2 separate regions of the Homo sapiens genome follow, and region 2 is linked to region 1. Evidence: read pairs that join two places in POLR2A ChIA-PET (ENCODE). Cell type or tissue: OCI-LY7. All regions are shown on one strand.

What was found. Peaks named below come from ENCODE experiments on the same cell type or tissue, not always from the same donor. Only the 100,000 strongest peaks of a DNase experiment are listed, where the experiment ranks them.
Region 2: POLR2A ChIA-PET joins it to region 1 with 17 read pairs; 3 of 35 experiments call an interaction of 5 or more read pairs at or near these places.

What each region holds. Positions count from the first base shown.
Region 1 is chr14:89,308,485-89,310,984 of GRCh38, reverse strand. The region is part of intron 3 of FOXN3 (forkhead box N3); the gene reads left to right. Among named protein-coding and RNA genes, the nearest start is that of FOXN3-AS3, 41 kb to the left of the region's middle. RefSeq lists enhancers at 1,092-1,592, 1,975-2,024, 1,593-2,093, 2,155-2,500. In OCI-LY7, no CTCF peak of the experiment used is centred here; DNase peaks (open chromatin) are centred at 685, 1,094 and 2,194; H3K4me3 peaks cover 2,463 bases; H3K27ac peaks cover 2,500 bases.
Region 2 is chr14:89,613,446-89,615,945 of GRCh38, reverse strand. It overlaps a transcript of FOXN3 not described here. Among named protein-coding and RNA genes, the nearest start is that of FOXN3-AS2, 38 kb to the right of the region's middle. RefSeq lists an enhancer at 1,313-1,402. In OCI-LY7, no CTCF peak of the experiment used is centred here; a DNase peak (open chromatin) is centred at 1,365.

The DNA.
Region 1 (2,500 bases):
ACAGGTGTGCTCTGCCACGCCCGGCTAATTTTGTATTTTTAGTAGAGATGGGGTTTCTCCATATTGGTCAGGCTTGTCTCAAACTCCTGACCTCAGGTGATCTGCCTGCCTCGGCCTCCCAAAGTGCTGGGATTACAGGTGTGAGCCACAGTGCCTGGCCAAAAGATATAAGGATTTTTCATGTCAACTAGATGCTAACTAAAGGGTTGCCGAGTGTAGAATGCTGATAGGCCGTCCAGCCCCAAATAAGACTAGGTAATAAGGCTCTTTTATAGTAGTTAGTGTGGTATATATGGTGCCCAAATGCTAGCAGGTACTTTTCTTAAGCAGAATCCCTGTTTCTCTTTTCATCCTTGTCTGTAATAATTCCATTTGCATGATGGACCCTTTTGTTAAAGGCAGTGGAAGAGGTAACCTTGAGCTTCGTCTCCATTTGAATTCATTATCAGTGGATTCATTAGTAGTTGTCTTTGCGACTGAGAGAAAGATGACTCAAAGTGGCTTTCGTGCCAATGAAAATCGGGCAGCTTTATCCAACTGGAAAGTCCAGGAGTAGGTCTAACTTTGGACAAAGACATGAAGCTGTGACTTCCTGGCTGCAGGTCAGCCGAGCCGCTCTCTCCATCCTTCAGAATCTCTTCTCTGTGTTGGCTTGGTTCTTAGGCACTCTGTCGCCTCGTGGAGGCAGGATGGCTGCCCGACCCCCTGTGAGTCCCTGCAGGTTCAAGTCCAGTGAAAAAAGAGAAGATCTCCTCCCACAAAATTCAGACCTGACTGCCATTGACCTAAAGCCATATCCCCCTCCCTAAGCTATTCATTGTAGCAGAGGATGGTGTACATTTTTTGACTTGTGGCTGGTATTATGCCCACTCTGCACTAGGGTGCTGGCACCCAGGGGAATTTAGAGAGCCGTTGCTGGAGGGAATGGGTGCTCGCTGGCCAGGAGCATTGGTCACTGTCCCCACCCCCGCATGGGTAGGATGGCACTTAGCGACGTTCTATTTTCACACAGAGAAGAGTTCATACTGTCAGGCTTAGATACAGACCTGTTTTTAGAGATCTGGGCTTGCCCAGTCTTGGTGACTTAAGGCAGCGGAAACTCCTCTTTCAGGTAGGTCTGTGACTGCAGACTGAGAGCCCCAGGCAGCCAACGCCATCGGTCACTCTTGGCAGAGCTTAATTGGGTTTTCATTACTAAGTGAGATTCTTTTTACTGAGTGAGGTGAGGCTCAAGCCTGCCATTTCAGCATTAAACCAGAAAATGGTTCCGTCGCACCCCTGTGGGAATCTGCTGTAGAGGCCGGGCCTTGGCTGGCTGTGGAAGGGTTAAAACGCACACCCAGAGGGCAGAGAGCAGACTCCAGAGACCCCCCTGGGCTAAAGTGCATCTCCCCCTCAGCCTCTGCCTTGGTTTTGCTGTTGCTCCAATGGTTAGTTATACCCAGTTAACGAAGTGTTCAGATTCCTTTTTCTTTGCTTAAAGCACAGACTTTTCTGTGAAATCTGCTTCCCCCATTTTCTTGTTTATAAATTTTTAATTCTAATACCAGAGGCCACCCGTGTCATGGAAACAGCGGTGACCTGGTTTCCAGGTGCCCCTCTGCGCCTGCCCAGTGAGTGACTGTGGGTGAGTCCTGGAACACACCTCCCCTAACCCCAATCTCGTGTTCCGATGGGTAAAGAGAAGTGGTGGCACGTGGCAACTCCTGGAGGCTTGGAAATGGGGTCCTAGAATATTAATCCAAAGTGGCTGCAGGGTGCGCCAAGTCCAGCCATCACACTTAACGGAGGAGAGGCCCTGGAGAGATTGAATGGCCTGTAAGCTGTGATGTTGAAGGGAGACCCTCAAACCTGGTGTATCGTAGTTTGGATTTCTGAATATAAAGAGCATTTAAACTACTACAAGGAAAAATAAAAAAACAAACAAAGAGACAGTTTTATAGTCATCAAGGAAATCCCATACACAGGCCCCAGACCACCGTGCGGCCAGGCCTCAAGGGAACTAGTGCCTGGAACAGGAGACCCCTCAGGCTGCAAGAGCTGTCCCCAGGGGCTTCAGATACCTGTTCCTCTGTCCTCCTCTGCCTGGGTTCCATTAGCCTCTGCAGGAACCAGGCTCCCCTGCTGTGCTTACCTGTCCTTCGCTGCCTCCTTCCATTTGTTCACAGTGTGTTACATCTGCTCAGGCCACAGCTGCTTTCTGGCCTCCTAGCAGCTTCTCCTTTCTCTACCTCCTCCTTAAAGAATCTACTCATTTAATTCTAGTCTTGGGGACTCTGAATGACTCAGCTTCTCTTTTTGAGCCAGGCCAACTAGGCCATAGGTTACTTGAACTCCTATGTTTTGTGTCCAGTTCTGGGGCCAGATTCTGCTTCTTCCCGTAGTATGTGGCCACGGATGTGGGTTCAGGCGTTATAAGGACAGTGTGGGCCAGGAGCTCCCAAAGACCCGCAACTTCACCAGGTATCTTCATTCACAGAATGACACCTTTCCCCAGGTA
Region 2 (2,500 bases), 300 kb before region 1:
ATTTGGTCTTTTTAAAAAGCAGCAAATTTCCCTTATTTTCATCAACTAATTGCATGGGGAGTGGGGAGGAGGAGAGTCCTAACTCTATTTTAATGTTTAATATTCTGCATGTATGTCGTAGAAATATATACTGTAGAAGTTAAATATTTGACAACATGGGATTATGAAATATATGCTAAATCACCCAGATATTTAACTGATTAGGACTTGGTAAAGAAGATTAAGTTTAATGGGACAACTGGTCTCTTTTAGCAAGGATTTCCTGTAGGGAGCTTTCTTATCTGCAAGTGTGTTCATTGGCAGGAAACATGTCAGTTGCTTGTTTTTACAAACTGAAGGAAATGAATGGGATTTGTTGGTTTCTAGAATCTACCTTCATTCTCTATTGTCTTGCAAATAGTTGGCTCAGAACACTTCGTTTCGAAAGGGGCTTTGGAGTGGTACAATTCATTCTCTGCAAACCTGTGGCATTTAGGTTTATTTCTTTCTGATTTTGGAATTAGGAAAATTGATCGTGGTACAACCATGTGCAACTTATTTTCCTAATACAAATGAACAAGATGTTCAATACAATTCCAATTCATTTTCAGTTGTCAGCTAGTTACTCACACACTCACTGAAGCTGCTGTTTTTGGATGGCTATGCCAAATTTCTAATAATTATTCCAGAATACCAACCAAATGCCAGTGTCGATTTTGGATTAGTGTAGAGAGGTAAAGAGAAAGAGGCAGCTTCATTCTTCTCATTGCTTATAACAAAAGGTCCATAAAGAATACACGTTAGGTATATGCCAACCTTGCTGATAGCAAAAAAAAAAAAAAAAAAAAAATCGAAATTGGGGATGGGTTGGCTAAATCCAGTTTATAGTACACATGAGAAAAACAAATTTTAACTTTGAAAGGATTTGCTGTGCAGAAGTCTGGATTAGTTTCTGAATGTTGAAAATGAGTATATTTAATTGCTTCAATTCCTAGATGTTTCAAATTCGGGAAGAGGAGAAAAGGGTAAGCTTCTTTAAAGGAAAATAAATGCATCCGCCTCCATTTGCAGAGAGCAGCCTGGTGAGGGAGGTTAAGAGTGCCTGAGGGAGACGGAACCATTTCTTGCAATGGTTTGCACACATTTTCATAGACATCATTTTTGTTTTCTACTTAGCAACAAATAGAATCTTATGCAAGACCCTAATATATGAGTCAAATAAAAACAGAGCTGCTCTGAGGGAACTAGGAGCCCAGAGCCTGCTATTGTCACCTGGGCTGTGCCCAGGGCACACTCTGGAACCCAGTACCACTGTGTACACAGTTTGCAAATCACTGCTTCTAAAATGTTCTCTAGAGAAGACCTTGGGGAATTGCTTGCAGAGCCCTGGAACCTCTTAGCGAAAGAGAGAACTTTTGCCTTGACAATTTAAGAGGCTGCTTGTGCTCATAGTGAGCAGGAAAAAGGTGGCAATTAGTGACGTAATACAGTGTACCCTAGGAAGCCTACGTACATACAGAAAAAGATGACTGACCACAAGCATGAAAGAGCCCTGGCCCAGTCTATAATGAGAGGGAAGGCATATTTTTAGGGGTTACTTATAAACCAGGGCCCCTTTTATTTATAAATTATAGGAACATCATATGGAGGTGTTTGAGATTAGTTGGTTATAATTTTGCTGGAAATGCATGGCTTTATTCTATTTCCACCTCAAGATCTGTTCTATCACTGTTATTCTATTAGTCAGTGAAAATAATTTCATATGAAGTGTCATTCATGAAATGAAAATTTGCCAAGCTATATAAATCTGCTTGGCAGACTCAGTAGTGTTTTGAGTGTTGAGTAAAATGATAACACACAGATGATATTTGCATATCATCAAATATATTCACATTATCTCCTCAATGATGAGATTGTTCTGAAATGGCAGTATTGAGATCGGGCTCAGTTTTCCCCCTTACATCCCAGAAGCTGTCAGTATTGAGGATTTCTAGGGGTGGCAGGCAGAGGAATCCCCTTCAGTTCCACTCTTGATTTTCACAATCACTAGATTCACCTCTGCCTGGTATGGAGATGAGAAATCAGGAGACTCTTCATTCAGGCAAACCGCAGTAGAACTGTGCTGCTCATGGCCACAGCCAACCTCCCTGCATTGTTTCTCAGAGGGAGTTCAGTTGAGGAGTCTATAGAAGTAGAAAGGACAGACCCCTCTGTACATTCTCCTGTTACTTTCATTGTGCTTGCCATGTTTCTACTACCTGCATGGGGTTAGAGATGACAATTAAAATAATAAGTTTTCCAGGAAGCCAAAGATCTTCCAACAATTTGTGCTGGGAAAAAAAAATTACATATGAAATATTTCCTTTACAAAGATGAAACTAGCATAAGGACCAAATAGTTGGCTGTGGTAACGATGAAATGATCGAAATGATGGTGGTTAACTATTGAATTGTGTTGACTGACGCTTTTCATGTTGAGGCTGTTTAAAGCTATCTCCTTCCTCCTCCCACCTGCATTTCAA